Regions from separate parts of the Homo sapiens genome. Here region 1 is linked to region 2. Evidence: chromatin contacts called from ENCODE Hi-C or POLR2A ChIA-PET data. All regions are on one chromosome and are shown on one strand. The core of a region is the stretch at or near the end of the contact, and the rest is flanking DNA. Distances in the headings are between cores, read along the strand shown.

What was found. A loop is a pair of places that touch in the nucleus more often than their neighbours do. ChIA-PET counts read pairs that join two places held with the same protein, here RNA polymerase II (POLR2A).
Region 1: a loop to region 2 is called in a map of PC-9, with 6 times the contacts of the local background. The contact joins the promoter of FAM174B here to the enhancer-like site in region 2. A Hi-C loop is called at or near these places in 1 of 168 maps with a recorded cell type or tissue (PC-9). POLR2A ChIA-PET finds 5 or more read pairs at or near these places in 1 of 52 experiments (PC-9).

The regions. Positions count from the first base shown.
Region 1 is chr15:92,652,881-92,657,511 of GRCh38, reverse strand. It overlaps FAM174B (family with sequence similarity 174 member B), which reads left to right and starts at 1,737. Exons shown (of 3, transcript NM_207446.3): 1 at 1,737-2,196. The coding sequence starts at 1,853. RefSeq lists silencers at 1,561-1,610, 1,891-2,090, 2,191-2,240, 2,291-2,360.
Region 2 is chr15:91,454,588-91,459,449 of GRCh38, reverse strand. The region is part of intron 2 of LOC107984778 (a long non-coding RNA gene); the gene reads left to right. Among named protein-coding and RNA genes, the nearest start is that of CRAT37, 6.3 kb to the left of the region's middle. Within about 2 kb of position 2,454, at least 5 of the 41 ENCODE cell types and tissues checked have a DNase peak (open chromatin) inside an H3K27ac peak, as active enhancers do; they include PC-9, where a contact is called at or near this core.

The DNA of each region.
Region 1 (4,631 bases), core at 488-2,987, 1.2 Mb before region 2:
ACTGATATGATGATGTTGACTCTCTACTAATGCAACATTTTTAACATACCAGAAGGTGATATTTCAGAGTTAGAAGAGACCTAAATCATGTGATCTATCCATATCTCTTATCACTGGGGCATATTTAACATGGAATGCATATTTAACATGCATTTCAGAAGTACCTTCTGGATGATGACTTCTGATAATCTGATTGTTGTCCATCCCCCCAGATCAAAATGAATTACACTGTAGGTGGCAGGCAGCTTCTAGGATGGCCCCAATGATCCCTGCTTCCTGATATTCATACTGTTGTGTAATTCCTTCTCCTTGAGTGTGGATAAAACCTGTGACTTGCTTCTAACTGATAGAATATGACAAAGGTGTGAGAATGTCACTTCTGTGATGAGGTTTCATAAGACAGTGACTTCTGTCTTGGTAGGTGACTCTTTCTATTGCTATCTTGACTTGCATACTTTGATGAAGCAAGTTGCTATGTTGGAAGGGCCCCATGCCAAGGAACTGAGGGCAACCTCTGGCCAACTGCCCCAAGGAAACTGAGGCTCCAGTCCAACAGCCAGTGCAGGGCTGAATCTGGCCAAAAAATGCTGATTGAGCTTGGAAGCAGATCCTTCCCCAGTTGAGCCTTCAGAGGAGACCCCAGCCCCAGCTGACACCTTGATTGCACCTTTGGGAGAGGCTCTGAAGCAGAGAACCCAGGTAACCTATGGTCAGTTTCCTGACCCACAGACTGTGAGATACTAAATGCATGTTGTTTTAAGCAGCTAGGTTTTAGGGCAATTTGTTATGCTGCAGTAGACAACTAATACACTGTACTATATTTGTCTCTTTTTCCAGCAGGACCAGAAATGGGCTGTTTAAGGTCCCTGGGACCTTGTCATGTCATGTGTATTTAACTGTTTACCCACCACCGAAAAGCTTCCTGCCAGGACCCATCTGCAGTGTAAAAGGGGAACCCTGAAGCCCTGGGAATGGCTCCTAGTACTTCAGGTAGGGGCTCTGTGTCCCCATCAGTTTCCACCTTTGGGCCTCCCACTAGAACTTCCTTAATTGTCTTTCTCCACCTAAGCATCATTTAGCTTACAAACCAGAGGCAGCAAGCCAATTATTCCCCGGAGAAACTTCAGCCAGGCAGGGGGGCATTAACCACACCAACTGGTGTTCCACAACAAAGGTATGAGAGGCAGAGATTCACATCCCAGTCCGGTTCGTAAGCAGAGGCGCATGAAATAAGAAACCCCTTTTGAGAAAGAGGGAAATTAGGGGAGATACTGAAATTATGCGTTGCATAGGACATCAGGCAACCACTTCACTGTCGGCTTCAGTTTTTGATCTGCAAGATGGGAGTCTACTTCTAGGTCCCATAGTTTTTGATTCTTAGTCTGACACAATGTGGGTTGCTGTGAGCTGGCTCTTTGGGTGCCAAGTCAGCTATCAAATGTGGGTAACAGAATACCTGTCTTCAAAGGGGGTTGTAGAATTAAATGAAATAAATAAAACACGTGAAACGTGTAACACAGGGCCAGCCCAAGTGTCATCGTGGCAGTTGCTGCTTCACCACGGGGTCTCAAGTCCCGAGGAATTGGGGTCGCGGGCGAGCGGAGCGCAGCCGGGACCCAGGCCGGGTGGCCTGCCCCGCCCACGTGGGGCCGCGGCCCGTCGAATGACTCCTTGCAACGTGTTGGTGGTGGCGGCGGCGGTGGCGCGGGCTCTTCCGGGCGCCGCAGCTTCCTGCCAAGCACCGCGCAGCCGCCTCCGCCGCAGGATCCCCCGGTGCAGGCCTCCGTGCTGGTGCGGATCCTGGAGCTCAGCCGCGCGCGCCCTGCCCGATCCTGTGCCGACCCACCGCACTATGCGCGCCGTGCCGCTGCCCGCCCCGCTCCTGCCGCTGCTGCTGCTCGCGCTCCTGGCCGCTCCCGCCGCCCGCGCCAGCAGAGCCGAGTCCGTCTCCGCGCCGTGGCCCGAACCCGAGCGCGAGTCGCGGCCACCGCCCGGCCCGGGGCCCGGGAACACCACCCGGTTTGGGTCTGGGGCGGCGGGCGGCAGCGGCAGCTCCAGCTCCAACAGCAGTGGCGACGCCTTGGTGACCCGCATTTCCATCCTCCTCCGCGACCTACCCACCCTCAAGGCAGCCGTGATCGTGGCGTTCGCCTTTACCACCCTCCTCATCGCCTGCCTGCTGCTGCGCGTCTTCAGGTGGGCCCTCCCGCCCTCTTCCTTCCCCCGCCGGCCGACAGGGCGGCATCGCCAACCTGCTGTCGCCGCGCGCCCGCCCCACCTGCACGCACAGGTGCCCTGGTGCGCCCCAGCCAGCCGTGTGCCTCCTGCCCTGCCCGGGAGAGTGGGTGGGGGGCCGGGGTGTGCTCGTCTGGATTTTCCTGGTACATGTTTTAGGAATTTTCTTTCCTCTCTTTAACTATATATATAAAATAAATATGTGGTTCCCATTTGTTGGCTTTCTGCTAATGCTGAACACTAACAATAGCGCTCTGAATTCTGACAGCGTTTCCCATAATTTATTTTTATAATCATTTCACAGATGAGGAAAACATTTTCAGAGAGGCAAAATGGCTCATCTAAGGTAAACTCAGTGGTGGAGGTAGGACTTGAACCCAGGCCTGTCTAACTTTAATCTCGCTACTCCCTCTCCCTTCTACCATCTGCAGCTCCCTCACGCCCCGCCTACTTTTTCTTCTTCTTCTTCTTCTTCTTTTTTTTTTTTTTGCTACTGAAAGAAGCAGTTTCTAGTGTGGGGGGTAGTAGAATTGCCTCCAGAATTACGCTGGAGGGGTGCTTTGCACCAGGGGTTGGAGCTGAGCTTCAGGATTCTAGGCGACCCTTGGTGGCCTCCCTTATTTTCTGTTGGTGGGGGACACAGACGGCTTTCCTAGGCTCCTGCCTAAGTTGCGCTAGATGAACATTCACAGGGGCATGAGGGATCTTGGAGAGCCTTTTGTAGGTTGCTCACGTTCAGGGATAAAGTGTCTGGTAAATTAGGAAGGATGTCCCAGGTCCTTGATCCCTGTCCATCCTGGTGGACAGGGCTAAGAGGAATGCAAGGACATTTCCTTTAATGCCTGGGAAATCCTGTTTTTGCAGGAAATGAACCAAACCTGTCCTGTTACTGAGGCCCGCCTGGAAGTCTGGGTGTGTGTGTCAGCTGTTCACTGCTGCCTCCCTCTGCTTCCAAGCGTACACACAGTGCTTTGGTGTTTGATCAGCTGTGGCAGGTTGGGCTTCAGGGCTTGCTCTCCTGGTAGCATTTTCAGTGCAACAGCAGAAACCAGACCAGGAAAAGGCAGAGTTAGGAGCCATCTATGTATTGAGCTTTGCTGTCAGTTGTGTGTGACTTTGAGTCCAGGTGTTTTCTTCTGTGTCTGTAGGATTAGATGCCAGTGGTCTGAGAAAATGGAGAAAGGGGAAGTATGGTCCCACGCTCACCTCACCATTCCCTGCCTTGTCTCAGGCCACATCGTTCCTCACTCTGCTGGTCTCCTTGATGTTCTCTGGGTTGAAATGCTCCTGTCTTCTTCCCACTCTACCCACTGGCCTCAATCCTCTGTTTACAAACTCTAGCAGCTCTCTGTGGCCACTACCTAGGCATGGCAATACCTGGGTGTGGCATTTGGGGCCCTTGCAAGCTGGCCCCCGTCTGCAACGCAGACATCAACCAGCGCTTCTGAGCCTAGTACCTTGTCACTTGCTCCTTATGCTCTGTGGTTTCCCGCTTCTAGCCTAATTCTTGCCTCTATATTCTACAAGTGCGTGCAGCCACCAAGGCCCAGCTCCCATCCTCCTTCCTCTGTATAGTTTTCCTGGACATTTGAATGAGGCTGTCACTATTTTCTGACCTCCTCATCCCTAATCTGTGCATCCTTCAGTCCAACCATGCCATGCTGGCTTCTGCACTCAGCAGAGGGCCCTTGAGGTTGGGAAGTCCAGTTCATCTTCGTGTCTCCATGCCCGATGCGGGCCTGCCATTCAGCAGAGGTGCCATTGTCATCTACGGACTTCCTGATTGTTCAGTTGGAGTGAAGGTTAATGCCTAGAGCAGCTCTGAGTCTGGAGGTTTGAAACATTTAGCTCAAAATAGGCCCTGGAGTCCACAAGGCTGTGTATTTTTTTTAGAAGGTATTTGAACAATTTTGCTAGTCTGCTGTTTATTACTCAGGAGTAGGGGAGAAAAGAAGGCAGCATGCACCCAGATGTGAGGGGTGCGAGACTCATGTTGGAGTGGGTAAGCCAGCACTCTAGCCTGGAAGAGATGGGTCTTTAGTAGCTTGGGTGTGGAGTGTTGAAAGAAGTTTACGACTTCATAGGAGAAGCTGGTTATGGACATGATCTGCGTCTCTTCCCAGGAAGGCAATCTTGTTAGGGTGAGTTTTCAGGTGGACAGCTGCCACCCCAGATTCTGATCTAGAGAGGACTTTGTAATATTTTACAGCTTGCAAGGGCCCTGATGGTGCACAGTCCCCATGTGTTTCTTTGCAGTTGAGAAAGTTGCATCCCAGGAAGTGGAATAAGTCATTGCTAGATTCTAGAACACTCTGCAAGTCTGTGTAGCCAAGGCAGGGCCAGCACCTCATCTGTGCTATTCGGTCTGTACTGTGGCCTTTCCCCTGTCCCACGCT
Region 2 (4,862 bases), core at 1,205-3,704:
TCCCGGAGACAGCCCCAGCCTCTGCCCAAGCTTGGGGCAGGGAAAAAAGGGGACTTGGAGAGCACATAAGAGGGATATTTTACAAATGCCTTAAGAAGCTAAAGAAGACTAAAAACTGCAAGTGAGTGAAAGGTTATGCAATGTGGGCTAAGGTGGTGTTAAGCATTTCTGAAACTCATTGGGGAAAGAGGGATTTCAAAAGTATAGTTTGGAAGATTTCATAGGGGGAAAAAAAAATCATGATTATACCTCAGTGAATGGAGACTCTTCAATTAACCAATGACATTTATTGCATAGGCTAAGTACTTTTTTTCCTACCAAACTGGAACATGAGAAGAAGAGGGCAATTTGTAGGTAGCGTATTACCTGCCATCACTCATGCTTTGCTTATTTTTCATACTGCACTAATATCCTCCCTGGCTGCAGCTGTCTGGGCTGTTTTGGCTTACATATTTCATGGGCATTTAGGTACTGGATGCAAGGATTAAATTTGATGACAAATGAGAAGGTAGATTATAGTGGTGGGATTTTCACAAGTATAAAGCCACCACCTGACCTGCTGAAATCACAAGGGCAGGAATTAATGGCATAGAAGATACCACCATATATTCCTTGGTCACTTTTCGTCTGTCCTTGGAATAAGTTATCAGCTCCCTGCCAACCTCGTGCAAAGGCATGCACAATCTGAATGATATCCACAGAACACTGAATGATACTGTGTCCAATCTGGAAGCACGGGAAGTGGCACTCAGGAAGACATAAATCAGTTTATCATACCCAGACCAAAAAGAAGGAAGCAGACAGGACACAAACATTGATTTAATATGAGAGGCTTTACATATGTTACCCTCCTTTAATCCTTACAACAACCCTCAATTTTCCTGAATTTTATTCTAAAAATGGTGAGGCTCCGAGAGGTTATTATCTGCCAAGGTCACCTAGCTGGTATATGACGAAGTCAGGATTTCGGTCCAGATCCGTGTGACTTCAACCCTTGCTCTTTCCAATATACCCACTTTTTCTCCCTGAATGTTTCTTTAGATGGAGACTTTGCTTAACTGCAGCCTCCAAGAGGCATGAGAAATTCACATGGAGGACTTCTAAAGGAACGGGTGGAAGGCAATGCCTCCTGAGCCTTTGTATGTGAAAGGCATTCTGCTCAGCACTGCAAAGAACACAGAGAAAACCACCTAAAGATGCTCAGAATCTCATGCAAGGGCTGATTTACATGTCACTTTTCTTTGAAATATTTTTTTATTGCCGTAAGGGCACTTAACGTGAGACCTATCCTCTTAAAAAATTGTAGGCATACAATACATTATTGTTGATTATAAAGATATCATACCTCACAATTGTCGGGACGGCTATTACCAAAAAAAAAAAAAAAAAAGCATTCTGTCACTTGAGACAACACAGATGAATGTGGAGGACATTATGTTCAGTAAAACAAGTCAGGAACAGAAATACAAATACCACACAATCTCACCTACATGTAGAATCTTAAAAAGTTGAACAAATAGAAAAAGAGAGTAGAAAAAGAGACTGGGGGTTAGAGGATTGGAGAGATGTTAGTCAAAGAACACAAAATTTCAGTTAGATGGGAGGAATAAGTCGTAGAGATCTATTGCCTATCATGGTGACTATAGTTATTATACACCGGAAAATTGCTAAGAGTAGAATGTAAGCATTCTCACCACAAAAAAAAAAAAAAAAGGTAAACATATGAGGTAGGGCATATGTTAATTAGCTCAATTTAGCCATTCCACAATGTGTACATATATCAAAACATCATGTTGTACACCAAAAATATATATAAATTTGTCAATTAAAAATTAAATTAAACAAAAAACAAGTGTGGGCAAGGATATGGAGAAACTGAAACCAGTGTATGCTGTTGGTGGGACTGCAAAATGATACAGCCGCTATGGAAAACAGTGTGGAGGTTCCTCAAAGAGATAAAAATAAAACTACCACATGATTCAGCCATCTCATTTTTGGGTATATATCTGAAATAATTGAAATCAGGATCTAAAAAAGAGATATTATCACATCCGTGTTTATCGCAGTGAGTAAGAAATTCACAATAGCCAAGATAAGGAAAGGACCCATATGTTCACTGACAGATGAATGGATAAAGAAATTGTGGTATATACATACAATGAAATACTATTCAGCTTTTAAAAAGTGAAAAATTCTGCAATATGCAACAACATGGATGAACATTGAGGACATTATGCTAAGTGAAATAAGTTACACACAAAAAGACAAGTACTACATGATTCCACCTCCATGAGTCATCTAAAATGGTCAAATTCTTAAAATCAAAGACTAGAATGGTGGTTACCAAGGGCTTGGAGCAGAGGCAAATGAAATGTATTAATCGGTTTTTTTGAGAAGGTCATGGCAGACGAGAGGCAGGACTAGATTGCAGCTCCCACTCAGATGGACAGAGCAGTGTGTGTAGTCTCGCATTGTAAACTTTTGCTCCAGAACTACTGCAGAAATAATTCAGGAAAGCCAAGAGAACCCACGGACCCTCTGAAGGAAGCAAATTGCTCCTGCAGGACCCAGGAGACACCCCAAATACCGTGACTGCCCAAACTCTGGAAGTGAGAAAGGGGGATCTTCTGCCTCTGAACACACATGCTCACTAAGGAACCTGAAGGTCTACAACACGGAAGAAGATTCTGATCTAACCTGGAGCTGAGTCAATTTAGAGAGCCAAGCGAAATACAGGAGTAGAGGAAGCAGCGGGAAAAGCCCCGTGGGCTCTCTGCGTCCCCTGGGTAGCCATTTCCGCCTTGCCTCACAGGGGGCCTTGGGGAGGACTGCCAGAAAAGGACTGGGAAAAGGCCACAAGGAGAAGGAAACCTCCAGCTGAACTTTGTAATAATTCCAACCGCATGAGAAATCTCCTGGCCAGAACTCAAGGGAGGGCATGAATCCTGTGTGCAGACTCCACAGGTGGGGAAGCATGAAAGCCCTACTTACTTTCATAGCTGGGAGGTGAGTAGCCTGGAGCTAGTTCTCAGCCCTGCTCACCCACTGCCTGGAAACAGACTCGGTGCTGTTGGGGGGTGGGTACAGTGAAAGTGAGATCATCCTTTTGGCTTGCATGGGAGCTGGGTGAGGCCTGTGACTGCTGGCTTTCCCCGACCTCCCTGACAACCTACATGACACAGCAGAGGCAGCTATAATCCTCCTAGGAACATAACTCTATTGACCTGGGAACCACACTCCCATCCCCCACAGCAGCCACAGCAACACCCTCCCATAAGGAGAGTCTGGGCTCAGACACACCTAGCCTTGCCCCCACCTGATGGTCCTTTCTACCCACGCTGGAGCTGAAGACAAAGGACTTATACTCTGGGGAGTTCTAGGGCCCTGCCCACCACCTGATCCTCCCTATACTACCACAGCTGATGCTTTCTTGAAAGTGCCACCTCCCTGCAGGAGGCCAACCAGCACAAAAATAGTGCATTAACAACCGAAATTAAGGACCCTCACAGAGTCCATTTCACCCCCCTGCCAACTCCACCAGAGCAGATGCTGGTATCCACAGCTGAGAGACCCACAGATGGTTCACATCACAGGACTCTGTATAGACAACCCCAGTACCAGCCCAGAGCCTGGTTGACCTGATGGGTGGCTAGATCCAGAAGACAGATTACAATCACTACAGCTTTGCTCTCAGGAAGGCAAATCCCTAGGAAAAGAGAAAGTACTACATCAAGGGAACATCCCATGGGACAAAAGAATCTGAACAACAGCCTTGAGCCCTAGACCTTCCCTCTGACACAGTCTACCCAAATGAGAAGAAACCAGAAAACCAACCGTGGTTATATGACAAAACAAGGCTCTTTAACACCCCCAAAAAAAATCACTCCAGGTCACCAGCAATGGATCCAAACCAAGAAGAAATCCCTGATTTACCTGAAAAAAGAATTCAGAGAGTCAGTTATTAGGCTAATCAGGGAGCCACCAGAGAAAGGCAAAGCCCAATTTAAGGAAATTTTTTAAAATGATACAAGAAATGAGGGGAGAGATCTTCAGTGAAATAGCATAAATAAAAAACAATCAAAACTTCAGGAAACAATGGATGCACTTATAGAAATGCAGAATGCTCTGGAAAGTCTCAGCAATGCAATCAAATGAGCAGAAGAAAGAACTTCAGAGCTTGAAGACAAGGATTTTAATTAACCCAATCCAACAAGACAAAGAAAAAAGAATAAGAAAATATGAACAAAGGCTCCAAGAAGTCTAAGATTCTTTCAAACAACCAAACCTAAAAATAATCGGCAATCCTGAGGAAGTAGAGAAATCTAAAAGTCTGGAAAACATATTTGTTGGAATAATCAAGGAAAACTTCCCTGGCCTTGCTAGAGACCTAGACATCCAAATACAAGAAACTCAAAGAACACCTGGGAAATTCACCACAAAAAGATCATAACCTAGGCACATTGTCATCAGGTTATCTAAAGTTAAGATGAAGGAAAGAATCTTAAGAGCTGTGAGGAAAAGCACCAGGTAACATATGAAGGAGAATCTATCAGATTAACAGCAGATTTATCAGCAGAAACCCTACAAGCTAGAAGGTACTGGAGCCCTATCTTCAGCTTCCTTAAACAAAACAATTATCAGCCAAGAATTTTGTATCCAGCAAAACTAAGCTTCATAAATGCAGGAAAGATACAGTCTTTTTCAGAGAAACAAATGCGGAGAGAATTTGCCACTACACCAAGCCAGCACTACAAGAATGCTAAAAGGAGCTCTAAATCTTGAAACAAATCCTGGAAACACATCAAAACAGTACCTCTTTAAAGCATAAATCACACAGGACCTATAAAACAAAAATACAATTA